Linked DNA regions of Homo sapiens: regions 1, 3 and 4 are each linked to region 2. A link is a contact called in ENCODE Hi-C data. All regions are on one chromosome and are shown on one strand. The core of a region is the stretch at or near the end of the contact, and the rest is flanking DNA. Distances in the headings are between cores, read along the strand shown. Region 1 holds the start of TAOK3 (TAO kinase 3). Region 2 holds the start of RNFT2 (ring finger protein, transmembrane 2). Region 3 holds the start of RFC5 (replication factor C subunit 5). Region 4 holds the start of PEBP1 (phosphatidylethanolamine binding protein 1).

Evidence for each region. Hi-C counts contacts between places; a loop is a spot of excess contacts on that map. Pooled maps may share reads with other maps.
Region 1: a loop to region 2 is called in a map of CD4-positive, alpha-beta T cell, with 13 times the contacts of the local background. The contact joins the promoter of TAOK3 here to the promoter of RNFT2 in region 2. A Hi-C loop is called at or near these places in 6 of 168 maps with a recorded cell type or tissue (CD4-positive, alpha-beta T cell, CD4-positive, alpha-beta memory T cell, CD8-positive, alpha-beta T cell and 2 more), 1 of 37 single-sample maps with no recorded cell type and 13 of 50 pooled maps.
Region 3: a loop to region 2 is called in a map of CD8-positive, alpha-beta T cell, with 19 times the contacts of the local background. The contact joins the promoter of RFC5 here to the promoter of RNFT2 in region 2. A Hi-C loop is called at or near these places in 5 of 168 maps with a recorded cell type or tissue (CD4-positive, alpha-beta T cell, CD8-positive, alpha-beta T cell, naive thymus-derived CD4-positive, alpha-beta T cell and 1 more) and 11 of 50 pooled maps.
Region 4: a loop to region 2 is called in a map of naive thymus-derived CD4-positive, alpha-beta T cell, with 6 times the contacts of the local background. The contact joins the promoter of PEBP1 here to the promoter of RNFT2 in region 2. A Hi-C loop is called at or near these places in 1 of 168 maps with a recorded cell type or tissue (naive thymus-derived CD4-positive, alpha-beta T cell), 2 of 37 single-sample maps with no recorded cell type and 8 of 50 pooled maps.

Annotation. Positions count from the first base shown.
Region 1 is chr12:118,371,563-118,374,262 of GRCh38, reverse strand. TAOK3 (TAO kinase 3) reads left to right here and starts at 1,356. Exons shown (of 21, transcript NM_016281.4): 1 at 1,356-1,615. RefSeq lists an enhancer at 863-912 and silencers at 1,233-1,482, 2,267-2,326, 2,427-2,516.
Region 2 is chr12:116,736,886-116,739,585 of GRCh38, reverse strand. RNFT2 (ring finger protein, transmembrane 2) reads right to left here and starts at 1,271. Exons shown (of 11, transcript NM_001382266.1): 1 at 1,216-1,271. It overlaps SPRING1 (SREBF pathway regulator in golgi 1), which reads left to right and starts at 1,517. Exons shown (of 5, transcript NM_024738.4): 1 at 1,517-1,796. The coding sequence starts at 1,686. RefSeq lists enhancers at 989-1,248, 2,017-2,700 and silencers at 1,439-1,698, 1,779-1,828.
Region 3 is chr12:118,015,299-118,017,998 of GRCh38, reverse strand. It overlaps RFC5 (replication factor C subunit 5), which reads right to left and starts at 1,296. Exons shown (of 11, transcript NM_007370.7): 1 at 1,107-1,296. The coding sequence starts at 1,171. RefSeq lists a silencer at 1,005-1,054 and an enhancer at 1,419-1,588.
Region 4 is chr12:118,134,747-118,137,446 of GRCh38, reverse strand. It overlaps PEBP1 (phosphatidylethanolamine binding protein 1), which reads right to left and starts at 1,323. Exons shown (of 4, transcript NM_002567.4): 1 at 1,103-1,323. The coding sequence starts at 1,237. It overlaps LOC101928274 (a long non-coding RNA gene), which reads left to right and starts at 1,455. Exons shown (of 4, transcript XR_945409.4): 1 at 1,455-1,590. RefSeq lists a silencer at 946-1,035 and an enhancer at 1,028-1,528.

The sequences.
Region 1 (2,700 bases), core at 107-2,606, 1.6 Mb before region 2:
ACAGGTGGGTGCCACCATGCCCGGCTAATTTTTGTATTTTTCGTACAGACGGGATTTCACCATGTTGGCCAGGCAGGTCTGGAACCCTTGACCTCAGGTGATGAATGGCGTATGATTCTTAAAACACTAGAAGAAACATGTATACTGTTTAGAACACAAACACATTTTGTCAGCTGGAGTTAAAAAGTTAACAATCGAGGGTTCTCTGAGAACTAAGGCCTGTATACATCTGACAAAACTTAGGATCAAAATGTGTTCCTGAGACAATTTCTTCATAAAATGCTAAATTCTAAAGTCCATAAACTTACTTTTGGCGTTAAGAGTAAGGAAAGCAGTTTTCTGTTTCCGGTGTTGATTTGATCAGCATATCCAGTTTCACAAAAATAACACAAATGGGTCTTAGTAGCATGATGCACTTTCACCCCTGGCAGGCACTATCCTTTAGCGTGGATCAAGAGGAGTCTCTGATTATCACATGTTAAACCTGGGTCAAAGCTCGTTATCCTTTGGCCACACGTTCACATAGAATCATTAAAACCTGTGGCCCTGGAAAAAGGTTATATTGAATAGCTTTGCTGAAACCTTGTTAAGCTAATAATAGGGTTCCCCTACCACAGTCTTCCTACTGTCATAAAAACCTACAAACTGAAAATTTCTAAAGCTTTGTCCTTGCACCTATCAAAATGTGCCCCGCATTGAACGCTTAGTTGGGCAAAGTATGCACCTAGTACTGTATATAGATTTTTTTTCCCCCAACGGTATCAAACTGACGGCTGCTGAACTCAATTCAAGGAGAGGCAACTCCCTTGCAAGAGATTTTAAAAAGAAATGGTTTAAATCCAGGAAATTTTTACAAATCCTGGGCAAATTAATGCTATATTAGTTCATGGCAGAATTACTAAGAAAGCTGTGCAAGGTCTAGCGAGAGACTGGGGTCCTCCCCAAAGGCTCTAACATGGTGGTCCCTGGGAATCTCCCAAGAAAAGTAAAGGCGTGGGGAGAAGCGCCATGAACTTTGACCGGAGAGCAGCACAAACAAGACTGACCGCACCCCAGGCGGGCCCGTAGGTTACTAAAGTTGCAAGGTCTTCCGCGTCTGAGGAGACCCCGCCCTGCCCTGTCCCGCCCATCGACAACTCCGCCAATCCTCGGGTTCCATCGACCGCTCGGCTTCCCAGGCTCCATCAATCAAATACCTATATACGGCCCCGGCCCTGTGCCCCGCGATCAGGGAAGGTCAGTAGAGAGCCTATTGGAGCCGAGCTTGGGGCGTGGTCCGGGGCAGGGGGCGGGCGGACTGAGACGGTGGGGCGGGGCGTGCTCGGCGCAGTCCGGTGCGATTGGCCACCCCTGGCAGGAGCCGCACCTCGGACAGCAGCAGCGGCGGCGGCCGCGGGAGGGTCCTTGTGGCGCCGGGCGGCGGGGTCCTGCGTGGAGAGTGGGACGCAACGCCGAGACCGCGAGCAGAGGCTGCGCACAGCCGGATCCGGCACTCAGCGACCGGACCCAAGGATCCGCCGGGGAACAAGCCACAGGAGAGCGACTCAGGAACAAGTGTGGGAGAGGAAGCGGCGGCGGCGGCGCCGGGCCCGGGGGTGGTGACAGCAGGTCTGAGGTGAGAGCACCGGGGCGCGGGGCATGACAGTGGGAGCCGAGGCGGCGGGACCCCAGGCAGAGTGAGGGGAGTTGCGGGAGCGGGCTCGACAGTGCAGACTGTGGAGAGGAGACCCCGGGAGGGACCGGGACAGCGGGTGAGGAGAGGGGACTCCGAGAGGGACCGAGGCAGTGGCTCTGAGTGGAGAGGACTCCGAGAGGGTCCAAGACTGAAAGTCTGAGGGGAGGGGTCTCCAAGAGGGGCCGGGACAGTGCGCGTGAGAGGAAGGGACCCGGAGAGGGGCTGGGGTAGTGGGGTGAGGGGTGGGTGCCTCATGAGGCACTAGGATAGGGGGATGAGGGGAGGGGGTCCCCTGAAGGACCAGGTCCCAGAAAAGGTCAGGGACAGCGGGGAGAGGGGAAGGGTCCCCGAGAGGGGCCGGCACTGAGAGTCTGAGAGATGGGGACCCCGAGAGGGGCTGGGACAGCACCCGGGGAGAGGAGACCCCGAGGTGAGGGGAGGGGACCCAGAGAGAATCCAGGACAGAGTAAAGAGAGGGGACCGGTCAGGGGATGTGAAGACAGGGGATCCCCAGAGGGCTTAGAACAGAGTGTGAGAAGACCCCAGGAAGGGCCAAGACAGTGGGAGAAGAGGAGGGGTCCCGGAAGGGGGCTGGGCTGAGACAGCGGGGCTGAGAGCAGGACACCTAGAGAGAGGCCGGGACAGCGGGTGGGAGCAGGGTGACCCCGAGAGGGGCCAGGACAGCGGGGTGAGAGGAGGGGACCCCCAGAGGGCTCGGGACAGCGCATGCGAGCGTGGGACTCCGAGAGGGGCTTTGAGCGTCGGGTGCAGGCGCGGACCCCGAGGGAGGAGCGGTGCCCCATGGGTGCGGGTCGGGCCCCCAGTCACATAGCGGGGGCCCGGCGTGAGCAGCGAGGGAGCGGGCGGGGGGTCGCGCCCGCTGAGTTGCGGGAGCCCCCCCAAGAACGGCTGCGGCGGGGAGCCTGGGTCGCAGTCGCGGCGTCGGGCAAATAGGAACCGGCTGCAGCGCAGACGAGTGGAGCGGGGAGGTGCTCCCAGGGTCTGGCATCAGCGACCTCCCTGAG
Region 2 (2,700 bases), core at 22-2,521:
AGGGCAAATGTCGTCTCTTCCCAGAGGCCTTCTCTTCTCATTCTCCTGACTCCCCGTAATATTGCCCTGTTTTATATTATTCATAGCACTTATTTGTTCATGTTTGCTTATTTATTTATGATTTGTCCTCCCCATTAGAATATAAATGCCATTCCTGAAAGTAGGGATCCTGTCTACTTGGATCACCCCTCTGCCTCAGCATCCAGGACACTGTTTGGCACAGAGTGGCGCTCAACAAGTATTTACTCAATGAATAAAACATCTATGGGTCTCCCAGTTCCCCTTTTCTAGATCCCTTGCTCCCTGTCCCACCTTTCACCCTAGCAAGGTAATAAGGGCCATCTACTTCCCATGAAAAGGTTTAGCCTCCGTGAATATCTTCTTGTCTCTGGAGGCAGAGCCAATATTGTGGATATAGGGTGTCTATATCAGTCAGATGGTGTCTGACTTCAGTTTAGGGCACGATTATTGGCTGTTGAATGACTTCCTAATCCTGACCAGGCTTCTTGAGGGGGCAGCAATGGTGTCACTAGGGCCACTGATTAAAAATGACCCGCCAGTGAAGCCTCCTTTCTCTTTTGAAAAATTAGGTAACAAACCGGTCAGCAGCAGCATCTTCATATATCAAGAAAAGGTCATTATATAAATATTTTTCAAGAATTTGCAATCTCAACTTAATCCTCCTCTCGCCCCTCCCTCCATTATCCCACATTGCAAATCCTTGGGGGAAAATAAAATTCATATTCCAAAGTTCTCATCCACACATTTAACTCCTAAATCGAATGCTCGAAACTCTACTTTCGGATGCTTGTATTGGAAGAGGCTTCGGATTCTTTGTCGGAAGCAGGCCGTACATAATTCTGGAATAAATTTTTGCACGCGGGATGCATCTGAATGAATGAAACGCTTTTTAATCCTCTGCTCTGTACATCCCACTATGTCCCTTTGAAGGACCGCACCGAGACTTTTCGATGCTTGCGATGGTTCAAGTTGCGCCCCTGGGGCCCGTTACAGGACTGCACCGAAATGCACTCAGAGGAGCATCGCCTGCATCACTTGGACTGGAAGCCGGCAGGTGCACTTCGGGAACAACGTCGCGAGCGCTTTTCATCCCTGCAACCAACACACAGCGCAAAACGCTCTGGGACTGCAAGGGCAGGAGACTACACAGACCATGATGGGAGAAAAGAAAAAAAAATCGCGTTCTCTTTTTACCTGCCCAGACAATTCAGCAATCACAGCCGCATCATTCAGGTCCAGCCAAGCCAATCACCCGCGCAGCCTGGGCAGCATGTGACTTCCGATGCTTCCGGCCTCCTATTGGGTGGTTTCTTGGCGTCGCCGGGTCCGGCGCTAGGACCCGGGCACAGCTACGCCCGCAGCACTCACGCGATTGTCCGCCCCCTTTCCCGGCACTTAACCAATAGGAGGCCGCCGTTCCTTAGGGACCAATGGTGAGAAGATCTTGCGCGACTAGCCCTTGTCGCTGCGGAGCGGAGGCGGGGCGTAGGGCGGGGTCACGTGGGGCTGCGCCCAAGGCTGCCGGGAGCAGACTGGGCTGCGGGCGGCGGGGCCGGCGCCTGCCTGGAGGGATGGGGCTGCCGGGCGCGTAGGGGCCATGCCGCCCGGGACCCGGGCCTGCCGCGTTCCGCGCCCCGGCCGCCGCGCCCCACGTCCGCGCCGGGATGGTGAACCTGGCGGCCATGGTGTGGCGCCGGCTTCTGCGGAAGAGGTGGGTGCTCGCCCTGGTCTTCGGGCTGTCGCTCGTCTACTTCCTCAGCAGCACCTTCAAGCAGGTCAGTGGCCGCCCTTCCCCTCCTCCCCTTCCCTTCTTCCTTCCTTCCTCCCCCTTACTTTACTTTCTCCTTCCTTCCTTCGTTACCTTCCTCCTTTTTTCCTTCCTCCCTGTCTTCCTACCCCTTCCCTTCCTTTCTTTCTCCCCTTCCCTTCCTTCCTCCTTCCTTCCCTTCTTCCTACCTCCCCTCCTTCCTTATCTTCCTCCTTCCTTCCCCTCTCCCTGCCTCCCTTCCTTCCTTACCTTCCTCACCTTCCTCCTCCTTCCTTCCTCCCCCTTTCCTTCCTCCCCCTTCCCTTTCTTCTTTCCTCCCCTTTTTCCTCTCCCTTCCCTTCCGTCTTTCTTCCTTCCCTTCCTCCTTCCGTCCTCCTCCTTTCTGTCCCCCTCTCCCTTCCTTCTTCCTTTACTCCCTTTCTTCCCTGACATCCTCTTTCCTCACTTCGTTCTTCCTCCTTCCTTCCCTTCCTCCTCTTTTTCCTTACTCCTCGCGTTTGTCCGACCTCCCGACTTCTGCAGCGGCGCCGCCGGGGCGTCCGAGGGTGGGGAGAGGTGCGCATTCCTGTCCCGGTCTCAGCACGGGTGAGGGACCTGCCCACCGCCTTGGTCCCTGCAGCGGGAAGGGGTTGCTAGGCCAGGGCAGAGCTGGGACTAGAACCCCGAGTTGAGGACCCTTCAGCGGTGGGGACTGCTTTTATGAACACCTCCCTGCTTTTCACCTGCCCGGTCCAGAGCTAAGAGAGGGCGTGCATTTGCTGGCTTCATCTTCGCAGCAGGCCTGGGAGAAGTGGGGTTCCCAGTATTACAGTGGGGGAAACCAAGACATAGGTGGCGAGGGTCGGCCAGCCCTCGCATGGGTGCCCTTCGTTTAATTTGGGGGCTCTGTGTCCTCCTGGGTGACTCAAAAG
Region 3 (2,700 bases), core at 47-2,546, 1.3 Mb before region 2:
GGGGCTAGAGGAAGGGGAGAATGGGGAGTAACTGTCAATGGGTAAAGGATTTCCATTTGGGGTGATGAAATTTTGGAACTAGATAGCGGGAAGACTCCACAACAGTACACTGCATTCTGAATGTACTTAATGCCACTGAATTGTACATTTTAAAATGGTTACAGGATGGGCTTGGTAGCTCGCCTCTAAAAGTCCCAGTTCTTCGGAGGCTGAGGCAGGAGAATGGCTTGAACCCCAATGTTTGAGGTTACACTGAGCTGTGATCACACCACTGCGCTCCAGCATGGGCGACAGAGCGAGACCCTGTCTCTAAAAAAAAAAAATACGTAAATACATAAAATAGTTACAACTGTCAATCTTCTGGGTTTTTTTTAACCACAATAAAGACAAATTGAACTAGTTACTAGACAATGACAACTTGCAGCTTTTCGAAGCCAAGCCAAATTGCTTCAAAGTCTTGGAAGCATTGCGAGAACATAGCTGTTTAAGTAGGATGGTTAAGAGTACAAGATCTGAATTCAGACTTCCTAGATTCACCTCCAAGCCAATTTTCTCCCTTGGACCATAGGGAAGTCATTACATCTTTCTAAAATGCAGTTTCCTCCTGTGTAAAATTTGAAGCGGTGCCTACCTCCTACGGTCTTTGTAAGGATCGAACATCTAACAGGGCGTCTGCTAATCTAATAATATGCCATTCAATAAAAGTTGACCAGGGAGCGTTATTACTAGTTTAAAATGTGACCAATAGTCGCATCGCAGGTTTTGAAGAGTGGGAAGAGGGCATTTTGGCATGGAGGCCATTGCAGGCGTCAGGAGACGCGGGATCGAACCCCTGTGCTGTCACCAGGTGCGAAAGCCGCCTTCTTCTTCGGCAAATGGAGCTGGGGGTGAAAGGGTGAGAACTGGCAAAAGCCCTAAACAGAACGGACGAGTCTGGGTAGCTGGGGGGTGTCGGGGGAAACCTCTGCAGGTCGGTCCCGGCTGCAGGCCTGGAGACGACGGGAAGAGGTCGGGTTGGGGTCCGGTCACCTGCCACCCCAGCCACCTCCTCCCCGCGCGGCCGCCTGGCCCCCTCTGCCCACCGCCGCCGCTCGGCCTCCTCCTACCAGGGCAGGTTCCTGATCTTGGTCGCCGCGGGCTGCTCCTGCTGCTTGAGTGCTGAGGTCTCCATGGCGGGGAGACGAAGGTGACCAGATCCGCTGAGATCGTCGCGTCACCCAAGCGCCTGCACAGTGACCAGCCGCGACCTGACCCTGAGACCCTGGCACTTACAGTTCGCGCGCAAAAGCAACTCTCGCGAGACGCGGCCACCAGTTTCCGACTTCCTCCCTCGGTCCCGCCCCCTCGCGTTGCTAGGGCGTCGGTTGCTAGGTTACCGGAGGCGCGGGCCGCCAGCGTCCCTCCAAGCTCCGCCCCTCCAGCCTGCTCTGAACTCTCAGATACCCAGGCGCTTCCAGAGCAGGGCAGCGGGAGAGGCAGGGCCCCCTGCAGCCCCAGTCATCATTACATATTAAGATCTCAAGGCCAAAGCCAATTCCTGCCATCGCCAAGCTTCAAACACTTAAATTCAAAGGAACAAAAGCTGCCGGGGCTCAAAAAAAAAAAAAAAAATCTAAGAAAAAAAACAACACCGAGTAAAACGGCTGGGTCTTGAATATAGATGCCTTTGCGAAAGAAGGCTTGAGATACCTCTCGGCCCCCAAGCTGGGAGGTGAATATTTGGAAATGAAAACAACCCCAAACAAACACAACTGCAACCTACCTATCTCCGGAATCCGTGCCCCTCGCCCAAAAAGTTTAGGGAACCAACCTCCAGAAAACGACTCCAGAGAAAAACAAACAGAAACTTCCAGTTGGGTTAATCTGTGTCGCTGGAAGGTCTAGTTCATGAACACAGAGGACAAGGTCCTTGTGATCTGAGATACTGAGGAGAATCGATATCAACATTTTAGGTTTTTTTCCTGAGGCGAGGAGAATTCTAGATCACTTTTATTTTCTTCTTTTTTGTTGGTCTGTATTTTCTTTTCTTTTTTTTGGTGTCTTGCTCTGTCACCCAGGCTGGAGTGCAGTGGCGCTATCTCGGCTCACTGCAACCTCTGCCTCCCGGGTTCAAGCGATTCTCTGCCTCAACCTCCGGAGAAGCTGGGATTACAGGCGCGCGCCACCACGCCTGGCTAATTTTTGTATTTTTAGTAGAGATGGGATTTTGCCATGTTGGATAGGCTGGTCTCGAATTCCTGACCTCAAGTGATCCACCCGCCTCAGCCTCCCAAAGTGCTGGGATTACAGGCGTGAGCCACTGCGCCTGGCCTGGTCTGTATTTTCCAGCAATGAGCATGCAAAGCATCCATATTGAAGTCTTTTCTTTTTTTTTTTCTTTTAACATGATGAGGAAGACAAAAATCCTGGAGGATTTTTGAGGCTGGCCTGGGGTCAGCAGTGTTCTGATTAGGAGGTAGCAATACTCTTTGCATAGGATTACATCACTGTCACCTGCTTCAGGAACACAGCAGAGGGACAGTGGCAAGTATGTGATGGCAGTTATGGCTTCACCCTAGCCCCTGCCTGGGGACCCCGAAGAAGGGGATCAGCTAGGGCTTGTGATGTGACAGTGCCCCTACTCTGCTTGCTCCCAGGAAACTTTAACACTGGGGGCTTAGATCATTAGCATGCCATTTTTAAACTTTTCTTTCTTTCTTT
Region 4 (2,700 bases), core at 74-2,573, 1.4 Mb before region 2:
CCTGAGCAGCTGGGAACTACATGCTCACACCATCACACCTGGCCAATTTTTTTTTGTAGAGTTGGGGTCTTGCTATGTTGCCCAGGCTGTATATTATTTCAGTCCCAACAACACCATGGGGCTAGTATCCCAGCACACTATTAAGAGAAACAGATAAGGCTGGGATTCCAACCCTGGCACTGAGTCCCCTCTCAACGACACCCTTACATTGTCTGTCCGGAATCACAGCGTTTCTGGATTTGGTGATCAGGAGGTTACCTGGAGCCTGCTGAAGTGAAATCTGCATTAACTGTACGTTTCAAAGTGCAAAGAAAAGGAGAAAGCCAAGGTGATGAGAGGCGGGCAGGGAGCAGGAAAAGGGAGGCTGTGTTAGATGGGCACTACATATTTAAACATCCAAAAAAATTAAATTCTGTGAACATCCAAAACAATGTAAGGTCGGGGCAGTTTATTTTACGCTGTTGCCCGGAGCTTCATAACCAACTAGCAGTGGCGTCTGCAAATCTAGTTTCTTCACTTTCGGCAGCCCCAGCCGTGGGCGTGGGAGGTCAAAGACCAAAACTAAACCGTTGCCCTCCAGCGTACCGGCTGGACGCTCTCGACCCATTTAACAAAGGAGAAATCGGCCGGCGCGCTCATCGCCAGTTACATAATGCGTCACAGGCTCTCGGGTGAGGCTTCAGCCCTCCAAAACCAGGCCTAAAATGCTGAGGCCCTAGGGGAAGCTCTGGGGGCGTCCGGGCAGCCACAGCCTACTCTGTCCCGGCGACGTCCCTCTCCAGCGCCCTGGCCTGTGGGGGGAGAGGGGGATCCGGCCTGTTTCCGAACCTAGGTCCCTCTTGGGTCTGAAGCCCGGGAAAAGTGAATGAATTTCTGCCGCAGGCCGAACCTGCCTGGCCACGCCACAGGCCGGGTTCCCGGTGCTCGGGGTGGCCCCCAGGCATGGGACATGGACCCCGGGACCTCTGGCCTGGGGGGGCCTCGACACACGCAGGCTGAACCTCCCCACCGCCCCTGGCCCTGTCTCCGCTGGGTCCCACCCAGGAGGCCGGCACAGGCCTCCGCGCCGTGCCGCTCGCTGCACGCCCGCCGCCCGGTGTACCTGGGTGGGCGTCAGCACTTTGCCCAGCTCGTCCACCGCCGCCCCGGCGTAGGTGACATGCAGCGGGTGCTGCGGCTGCTCGTCCACTTCTTGCAGGCTCAAGGGCCCGGACCACTTGCTGAGGTCCACCGGCATGGCGAGGCCAAGCAGAGCGTGCAGCCGGGAGTGCCGCGGTAGGCCAGGCGCGGGCGACAGAGGCGACGCGGAGAGCTCAGCACACTGGCTCGGGAAGACGCAGACCCAGCGACCACGCGAGAGCACGCGCCTCAGCCGCCGCCCAGCCCCGCGCACCGCCCCACGTCACGCCCACCGCTCCCTGGCCTCTGATTGGCCGAAGCTGGCAGAGCAGGGCCTCTCGCGCTCCTGGGTCCATGCAACCTGCTCCCTGTGGCTGCCGAGTTCTCGGGAACAGCGGCTCGGCCTGCAAGGCTGTTGTTTCAAGAAATGAAAATGAAGGGCGCCCTGGAATAGGTTCGCCGAAGAGAGAGGTTCGTGTCTCAGAAAGTGTCGCTGGGAAAAAAAAATGCAATTGAATTCGCCTTGGTTGCGTTTTGGTTTTCTTAATTTTTTGCATGATTCTTTGCTCCACTTTCCAAATTCAGCAACATGGCCTGTCGCGGTGGCTCATGCCTGTATTCCCAGCACTTTGGGAGGCCAAAGCAGGAAGATCGCTTGAGCCCAGGAGTTTGAGACCATCCTGGACAAGGTAGCAAGACCCCGTCTTTACAGAAAACTTAAAAAAAAAGAAAAAAAGAAAAAAGCCAGACACAGTGGTGCATGCTTGTAGTCCTAGCTACTCCGGAGGCTGGGGCGGGAGGATCACTTTTTTTTTTTTTTTTTTTTGAGACGGAGTCTCTCTGTGTTGACCAGGCTGGAGTGCAGTGGCGTGATCTCGGCTCACTGCAAGCTGCGCCTCCCGGGTTCACGCCATTCTCCTGCTTCAGCCTCCCGAGTAGCTGTGACTACAGGCGCCCGCCACCACGCCCGGCTAATTTTTTGTATTTTTAGTAGAGACGGGATTTCACCGTGTTAGCCACGATGATCTTGATCTCCTGACCTCGGCCTCTCAAAGTGCTGGGATTACAGGCGTGAACCACCACGCCCGGCCGATCACTTCTTGAATCTAGGAGTTTGAGGCCGCGGTGAGCTACGATCTTGCCACTGCACTCCTGTCTGCGCTTCAGAGCCAGATCCCATCTTCTCATACACACACACACACACACACACACACACACACACACACACAGCAAATTCAGAAACAGTAAGGCCTTGCTTTTCTCCTGCACTTTAAAACGAGCCAGATTCTCTGTATTTTCGCACGTGATCACTTGTCATAGTAATTGCCTGGTGAGAGCACCTGAGTGAACTTTTGAGCATTTAAATATATGGGGAAATGTATTTGTCCGTTTTCTCCACACACAAAATTCGTCCTCACAAAATTCCTGAGAAATGTTTGGGTTTTGGTTTTTTATGTTTGTTTTTTGAAAAACAATTTTAAACCATATTTATTCATACCAAAACTGCTCTTACTGTGACCACAAGCTGCTTGCTTTTTGCTGAATATGATAAGCACTATTTTTTTTTTTTTTTTTTGAGAC